Linked DNA regions of Mus musculus: region 1 is linked to region 2. Evidence: chromatin loops called from intact Hi-C (ENCODE). Cell type or tissue: gastrocnemius. All regions are shown on one strand. Links, peaks and the distances in the headings refer to the core of each region. The heading gives the core; the rest is flanking DNA. Region 1 overlaps Jmjd1c (jumonji domain containing 1C). Region 2 holds the start of Nrbf2 (nuclear receptor binding factor 2).

Region 1 (4,393 bases), core at 285-4,284, 59 kb before region 2:
GTTTTGTTTCTAATAGAATTCTCCCAGTCCTTGGCTACATCAACCCACTCCTGTGACCTCAGCGGATGGTATTGGATTACTTAGTCACATTCCTGTCAGACCTTCCAGTGCAGAGCCTCATCGACCTCACAAGATTACAGTGCATTCCAGTCCCCCACTGACAAAGACATTAGCAGATCACCACAAAGAGTAAGCTTACCAGTGTTTAACACTTAACACATGCCTTTGGCTTTCGTGGTTTTTTTTTTTTTTTTTTTGGTTTTTTTTTTTTTTTTTTTTGGTTTTTCGAGACAGGGTTTCTCTGTGTAGCCCTGGCTGTCCTGGAACTCACTCTGTAGATCAGGCTGGCCTCAAACTCAGAAATCCGCCTGCCTCTGCCTCCTAAGTGCTGGGATTAAAGGCATGCGCCACCACGCCCGGCTCATGATTTTCTCAATCCACTTTTTAAATAGTTTATTTAAAATTGGTGTCAAATCCAGACTGAAGATTCTTTTCTTTTCCTTGTGTTTTGCCTTGTTGAGTCAGTCTGCTATTGAACTCATTGCAATCCTCCTGCCTCAGCCTTCCAAGTAATGGCAATAATAGGTATAAGTCACTACATGTGGATATGTTCTTTTCACACTGGTATATCTTCCAATTTTAAATACTATCAAAACTGTTTGCTTTCATAACAGAATAACATTTCATAAAAATCATTTTGTATGGAAAAGTGATTACAGGAATCTTTGTGTATTTTCTTTGTAGAGAATTGGAGAGGAAAGCTTTTATGGAACCATTACGGTCTAATGCATCCACATCAGTAAAAGGTGACCTGGATCTTAATAGGTCACAGGCAGGAAAAGATTGTCACTTGCATAGGCATTTTGTGGGTCCAAGGCCACCCCAGGAGACTGGAGAGAGACTGAACAAATACAAGGAGGAACATCGTCGGATTCTTCAGGAGAGTATTGATGTGGCTCCATTTACAACCAAAATCAAGGGTCATGAGGTTGAAAGAGAGAATTACTCCAGAGTAGTACCATCATCTTCTAGTCCTAAAAGCCATGCTATCAAACAAGATAAAGACGTAGACCGCTCCGTGTCAGAGATTTATAAGATGAAGCACTCAGTGCCTCAGAGTTTGCCCCAGAGTAACTACTTCACTACTTTATCTAATAGTGTGGTCAATGAGCCACCAAGATCCTACCCATCCAAAGAAGTTTCCAACATTTACACTGAGAAACAAAATAATAACCTTTCTGCAACAGCCAATCCTCAAACTCATTCTTTTATATCATCTCTTTCGAAGCCTCCACCTTTGATTAAACACCAACCAGAAAGTGAAAGTTTAGTGGGCAAGATACCAGACCATCTTCCCCATCAGAGTGCATCTCACTCAGTAACAACGTTCAGAAGTGATTGTCGGAGCCCTACCCATCTGACTGTTTCTTCTACTAATGCACTCCGCAGCATGCCTGCTCTGCACAGGGCACCAGTATTCCATCCACCAATCCACCACAGTTTGGAAAGAAAGGAAAGCAGCTACAGTAGCCTTTCCCCTCCAACACTGACACCGGTGATGCCAGTAAATGCTGGTGGCAAAGTTCAAGAATCTCAGAAGCCTCCAACTCTAATTCCTGAGCCAAAAGACTCTCAGTCAAATTTTAAGAATTCTTCTGATCAGAGTCTAACGGAAATGTGGAGATCTAATAACAACCTCAACAGAGAGAAAGCTGAGTGGCCCGTGGAAAAGAGTAGTGGAAAGTCCCAGGCTGCTGTGGCATCTGTCATTGTTCGTCCACCTTCTAGTACAAAAGTTGATAGTGTGCCATCTGTACCATTAGCTTCCAAAGATCGAGTTTGTGAAAGATCTTCATCTGGGGCAAATAAAACAGATTACCTCAAACCAGAAGCCGGAGAGACTGGAAGAATTATTCTACCAAATGTGAATTTAGAAAGTGCTCATGTGAAATCTGAAAAAAACTTTGAAGCTGTCTCCCAGGGCAACGTTCCTGTTTCAGTCATGTCTGCTGTAAATGTAGTCTCTACTACCAAAGCAGATGTGTTCACATCTGCTGCCACTACCACCAGTGTCTCCAGCTTGAGTAGTGCAGAAACAAGTTATTCTTTATCAAATACCATTTCGGCCTCTACACCCTTCGAATGTACTTCTTCAAAAAGTGTTGTTAGTCAGGCAGTGGCGCAAGCAAAGGACTGCACAGTCAGCACCGCGGTTCCAGGCACTCTGGCCTGTAGTAAGACAGGAAGTGCTGTTCAGCCCGGCTCTGGCTTCTCAGGCACAACTGATTTTATTCATTTAAAAAAGCACAAGGCAGCGTTGGCTGCAGCTCAGTTTAAAAATAGTAGTGTCAGTGAGGCTGAACTTAATACTGTGAGAAATCAGACAGTGGCAGCCTCTCTTCCCCTGGATAGCACCATGACCTGCACTGCAAGTAACAAAGCAATCTCTGTAGGAAATGGGCCAGCAGCCCAGTCCAGTCAGCCCAACTACCACACTAAACTGAAGAAGGCCTGGCTCACCAGACATTCAGAAGAAGATAAAAATACTAATAAAATGGAAAATTCAGGGAATTCTGTATCCGAAATTATTAAGCCATGTTCTGTCAACTTAATAGCCTCTACATCTAATGATATAGAAAATCGTGCAGATGGCAGAGTCGCTGTAGATAAATATGGAAGAGATGAGAAAGTCAGCAGGAGAAAAGCCAAAAGAACTTACGAATCTGGCTCTGAAAGTGGAGACTCAGATGAGAGCGAAAGCAAGTCGGAGCAGAGGACTAAACGGCAGCCGAAGCCAACTTATAAAAAGAAGCAGAACGACCTGCAGAAGAGGAAAGGCGAGGTCGAAGAGGACTCGAAGCCTAATGGAGTTCTCAGCAGGAGCGCCAAGGACAAAAGTAAACTGAAGTTGCAGAACAGTAATAGCGGTGAGTAAATACATTGATTTATCGCAAATAAAATGGGCCACGGGTCCTCGCAGTAAGGATGTGGCTCCATGGGATGTAGTTGTGAATTTCCTTTCTGCCTTTCCTGTCTCCCCACAAGAGGAAAAGATTAGATCCCCGATCTTGAGAGATGTTTTCACCTGACATTTGTTGTAGGAAAGACAGTACAGTGTGAAGTTTAGAAATTGATCTTTTCCTAGAAATGTCAAAATACAGCTTTGATTATTACACCAGAAAAGAACTGTACTTCTGATACTAAAGTATTTAGCTGAGACCTGATCTCATTCGAGAAGTAGTTCCTGTTTAGCTGTAAGCACAGTACTGAGGAGCAGTGTGATGTGGTCCGTCTCACCCTAACCATGTAACAAAGCTGGGAGTTTAGGGAGATTTCCTAAATCATTTTTGCTTAAATTTACTTTATGAGCTGAAATTGTGACCGAATTTTAGAATGTTTACAATATACTTGTTGATGTATACACTAGTGAGTCCCCTACACTCTATAATTAATTTCTGTATCCCAAAGTGCATTTATGGTGTTGACATTGAGAAATCAAGGGTTCGCATGTATTTATGTGACTTTAATGTCTTGCTCCCGAGTTCTCTTCACTAGGGCAGCTGTTTTTGAATTTGTTAACCAAGATCTAGGTCTTCAAGGCTCTCACTGTATAAAAGGAGCGGTGTTAGGTAATGTATGTTAGTAGGGTTTTATTCACAGACCTATACATTTTAGATACATTGCCAATAAATTAGACAGTTTGAATTAAAGGATGATGCCTTATTTAAAGCAGATAGTATTATTAAATTACTAGAAGAAATTTACTAATATCAAGTATGGCCTAGTATAGAAGAATTAATAGTATCAAAAGCCCTTCAATAAGTTACCTTTGTAATTCATTCACTTCTTTAAAAAAAAAAAAAAAACCCTTCAGAAGTGCCTATTTTGTTATCACATAATTAAGAATTGGTTTCACGTATATCATTTTGAAAAATTCATAGTACTTTTTAAGTTATTACAATCCGTGTTATGAAGTTTCACATTCTAAACTGCTCCCATCATATAGAATTAAAAGTATATTGGTCAAAGTTAATTCCCAGTTTAAAAGAAATAGAAACAGGATTGCATTTAGTTTTCTCTAGTGTAATCAATTTAGAAGTAAATGATTGAAGAAAGTGTGCGAAATAATGTCTCATCAGTGGTGTGATATGTGTTGTTCATTCTAACACCCTTTAATAAAGTCCAGAGGAAAGATCTCTTGTATGCATTGGAAAAGAAGCGCCTTTTCATTAGTTTATGTGCATGGGTGTTTTCCTGCTTGAATTAAGTGTGCATTATGTGTATGTCTGGTGCCGTGGAGGCCAGAAAATAGCATTAGATCTCCAGGGGCTGGAATTGAAGTTATAGGCATTGGGGATTGAACCTTGGTCTTCTGGAAGAGCAGCCAGTGGTA
Region 2 (4,393 bases), core at 224-4,223:
AATAGGAAAGCATTGTTAGAAGGTGATGACAAGCTGGAATGCAGGGTATTTAAGGGACTGACCTGAGCAATCATTTAATTCCCCTCAGCTTAGGCCTGTTCACCAGCAAACCTCACACACACTTGTACTAAGTCCCAAGGATGCTCTGAGGGCATGGGATTCTAAACCCAGGTACAGTAGTGAAGTTCCATAGTAGGCATTTGGAGTACATTTCCATGACGAACTGTATGGTTTACGAGAACTTTCATTAAGTCACAGAATTTAGGGCTACCTTTTCATGTTGGGGGAAGACAAGGCTGTGTACTCACTGACATTCAGAAACAAAACAAAACTTCAAAAAACTTTAGTCTAGGGCTCAGTGGATAAAGACACTCACTCACACACACACACACACACACACACACACACACACACACAACACACACCGCTTACATGAGTTCAATCTCCAAACCCACATGGTGGAGGGAAATGACATTCCCAAGCTGTCTTGATTTCCACAGAAATGACCCGCGCACAGACACAAGCCCTAGTCTCTAGCACCTCTTTAACAGAAGCTTGCCAATGCTACTCTGCAATGCACTTAAATCATTCAAGTAAACACCCTGTTACCTTTCAATGGTTAGCTAGGCTGAAAATCAGAAATCTTCAAAATCTCAAATGGCTTAAAAATTCAAACTGCCACATTTCTGAAATTTGTCACGTAAATTTTAGGACCGGATAATGGAATTGTGCTAGCCTCCTAATTTACCTATTTAAGACAGCAAACCTCAGCAGGGCCTGGAATCCCAGCATTTAGAAAGCTAAGCTCATGACCAGCCTGGGCGACAGTGAGCTTGGAGCTAGCATGGCTCAAACACACAGTAGCTAAATAAAAGTCCCATTGCCACCAGCTGCCTCCTTTATCCCAGACTGAGGGATTGGTACTCCAACTTCCACTGCCCCAGTTTCAGTGTTCTCATAGGGAACACCGAATACGCTTGTGGAGCAGGTAGCCAGGGTTAGGCTACACCCTGCTGCCAAATCAAGTGAAGCTAACTGGAAGTGAACCAGTGATCGTTCGGCAAGGACACTTGAACTTTGAAGCACTCGGTAAACAGCTGGCTACGACTAATAATATTCCTGTGGAGTTTCCCTGGTGAGCCACCCATACTTCACTACAAACTATAGTTGGCCACACAAATTCTCTTACAAACAAGAGAGGCGCGAGGTTATTTCCCTAGCTCCCCAAAACTCACCAGTGTAGCCTCATTAGCCTGAAGTGTAATCCACTTAGAAACGGACGCAGGGTCTAAATTAGTAACTCTTGGGTAGATTTCTCGGAGCTGCAAACCTGGCGCCAGGGATGGAACCATAGCTTTAGGTGTTCACTCTCCAGCGTTGACGCTCAACACTCCCAAATCTCATTAAGTGACAGGGGCTACGGTCTCACTGGAGCAACTAACTCTTCCAATGTTCCATCCATAACGTACAGTTCTACGTGTCTCTTATCTATTCAGTCCTTTAATCCTCACAACGAACGAGGGTTAAAACAAAAACAAAAAAAAACAATGAAGTGAAAATTTTTGTTCAAGGTCTCTTGAGGCTATTAGGTGACTAAGCCCGAGTTCAAATCCAGGAGTTTGGCTCCAGAAATCCATAGTCTGAAACCACAGACTCTGGCTTCTCTGCACAGCACGGACCAGGCTCTTCCAAGCCGGGAGGGAGGGCAGAGTTCCAAAGGAAGCAATCAATCTTTCCCGGTCCTGCTCTCAATCCCTCCGCATCATCGCAAACCACCTACAGACTTGGGACTTGCAAAGTTTTACTCCGCAACACTAAGGAACCAGACGTCTGCATCTGAATTTCATGAACCTTTTCCCAGGAAACCCGAAGATGTCCTGTGATCACACTTAGAACAGAACTGTGGGAGGTTTGGGGTTTTGTGGGGTTGTTTGGGGCGGTGTGTGTGTGTGTGTTCCTTTTTGCCCCAAACAATAATGACCCGGCCCCCTGTGTGTCTCTCTGTATGTGTTTCTGAGAAAGGCAAACACGTCTGGTACTTTCGTGAGCCTTAAAGCAAAGGCACCGGGCTGCGGGGCGTGGACTGGGGTTCCGATCCAGCTGTTTCAGAGGGGCCTTCGCTAGCCCAGCTGCGAGGGCAGCAGGGAAGAGGGGGTGCGGTGTGCGAGGCGCGGCCCCGACACCCCGACTCTGCCCGCGGCCTGCAGGCGGCGGCTACGTGGCGCTGGGACGCGGTCCCAGCAGGGCAGATGCCACGGGCCCCGAGGGAGAGGCCTGAGCCCCGGGGATCAGGGTCCCCTCCATGAGCTCGCGGCTCCCCCTTCAGTGCCGCTTGACCCCCTCAGCCCGCGTTTCCCCGCAGCCTACCGGTCCCCGACTCAGCCCGCGACCACTCACAAGGTTGAGGGGTCCTTCCATCACTTCCATAAACCCCGGGGTGAGCAGCGGCCCGAGGCGGAGCGGCGGCGCCCGGGCACATGGAGGGGCAGCGAGGGCAGGGAGACGCGGCGGCTGGCAGGAGGCTCCTCGCAGAACCCGGAGCCGGCAGTGAGAGCCCAAGAGCGACAGCCGCGCCACTTCCGCCTCCGACGTCGCGTCGCGGGGGGCCGTCCCGGCGTCGCTGCGCGCGGCGGCGTGACGTCGCCACGCGCCGGCGCGAGGCAGGGGGCGCGGCTGGGGTGAGAGCATGGGGTGGGCGGGGCTAGGGGCGGGGCAGCAGCTAAGTGACAAAAACCGCCCCTCTCCTCGCGAGAGGGAGCTCTGCTAGACTTCGGCGGCGGCTGTCACGTGATGAGCCGGGTCTGGCTAGTTGGTTAATAAGGTCACTCTGCACGCTTGACCTTTCTTCCTTCCCGTAGGCTTTCTCAGGTCCTCTCCTTGTACCTCACCCCTCCTTCTCCGTTTCTGTTCTATCTCCGTTGACTTTTTTTTAAAAAGCAAATTTGAGCCAAGTTAACACCCTGCACTAGATCCGCCTTACAGGAGGTTTCCATATTTTTTGCCTTTTGGCAGAGAGTCTGTGGCCCAGATCTTGTACATGTGGCAGTCTTGTGTCGAGCATATGAGCAGGTGCCACCATACCTCCACTCCACCGAGAGGATTTGACAGAGATAAGTGACCCCAGGGTCACAAACTAATTCTAAAGCAAGAAGGATTATAAGCCACCAAGTATAACCGTTCTTCAACAACTATGTACTAAATCACTGTGCTAAGGTCTTTCTGTTTCCGCACCCACTGGCAAGTAGATATGGTTTATGGAGAAAGGGAGATGGAGAGGAGCTGAGAGAACAACTAACATATTGTGTGAAGGAAACCGGGCTTACCTGGAGGTTTTTTTTTTTTTTTTTTTTTTTTAAAGATTTATTTATTTTTATTATATATAAGTACACTGTAGCTGTCTTTAGACACTCCAGAAGAGGGCGTCAGATCTCATTACGGATGGTTGTGAGCCACCATGTGGTTGCTGGGATTTGAACTTCGGACCTTTGGAAGAGCAGTCGGGTGCTCTTACACACTGAGCCATCTCACCAGCCCCTTACCTGGAGGTTTTACAGTACCAAATTCTGTAATGAAAAAAACTTCAAAGAACCACATGAATGTACCTTTAAGAATTTGTAATATTGGAGGACGTGGAGACGCAGGTTGGGTGTTAAAGGAAACCCACCTGGGGTGTGATTTTTTTTTAAGATTTATTTATTTAATTTATTTTAGTACACAGTCACTGTCTTCAGACAGACCAGAAGAGGGCATCAGATCCCATTAGAGATGGTTGTGAGCCACCATGTGGTTGCTGGGAATTGAACTAAGGACCTCTGGAAGAGCAGTCAGTGCTCTTAACCTCTGAGCCATCTCTCCAGCCCCCTGGGATGTGATTTTTTTTTTTTAATATGAAACCTTAAAAAGCCAGCCGAGGAAAGAGCAGAGGCAATGTACAACATCTGTAAACGGGGAGGAAGAGATGACATATATAACTTAATATGAATAATATATAGCATATATATCTAAAATGATTTCAAAAGCCACATGGGTTGTGAAGTGGGCCCTAAGGTTTCAGGTACTAACCAGACCCCAATTACTTACCTTGATTGAAGCTTGGAAGATGCAAACAAGGAGCCATTCGGGCCAGGCCCAGACTCCTGATCTATGGCATTTGTTATTTAGTATGTGTGTTGTCTCAAGCCATTGTATCTGGTAGTTTGTTCTATGGCTGTCCTGATTAGCTTTAACTGACACTGCCTGAGTCACCTAAGTGGAGAGCCCCAATTAAGGTATTTCCCGGATGTGATTGGCTGGTGGATAGTCTGCAGGGATTGTTTTGAGTCTTAGCTAATGTAGAAGGGCACAGGTCCAGTGGATGGGATAATCCCTAGGCAGGTGGTCCTGAGCTGTATAG

The links. A loop is a pair of places that touch in the nucleus more often than their neighbours do. Peaks named below come from ENCODE experiments on the same cell type or tissue, not always from the same donor. Only the 100,000 strongest peaks of a DNase experiment are listed, where the experiment ranks them.
Region 1: a loop joins it to region 2, with 2.2 times the contacts of the local background. A loop is called at or near these places in 1 of 42 quality-filtered maps.

What each region holds. Positions count from the first base shown.
Region 1 is chr10:67,223,993-67,228,385 of GRCm38, forward strand. It overlaps Jmjd1c (jumonji domain containing 1C), which reads left to right. Exons shown (of 26, transcript NM_207221.3): 9 at 17-189; 10 at 745-2,924. Among named protein-coding and RNA genes, the nearest start is that of Nrbf2, 59 kb to the right of the region's middle. In gastrocnemius, for the core only: no CTCF peak of the experiment used is centred there; DNase peaks (open chromatin) are centred at 2,248 and 2,416; H3K4me3 peaks cover 1,794 bases; H3K27ac peaks cover 2,336 bases.
Region 2 is chr10:67,282,700-67,287,092 of GRCm38, forward strand. It overlaps Nrbf2 (nuclear receptor binding factor 2), which reads right to left and starts at 2,582. Exons shown (of 4, transcript NM_001036293.2): 1 at 2,398-2,582. The coding sequence starts at 2,427. Gm46200 (a long non-coding RNA gene) reads left to right here and starts at 2,734. Exons shown (of 3, transcript XR_001779690.1): 1 at 2,734-2,821. In gastrocnemius, for the core only: a CTCF peak has its summit at 2,188; DNase peaks (open chromatin) are centred at 1,716, 2,291 and 2,666; H3K4me3 peaks cover 3,003 bases; H3K27ac peaks cover 4,000 bases.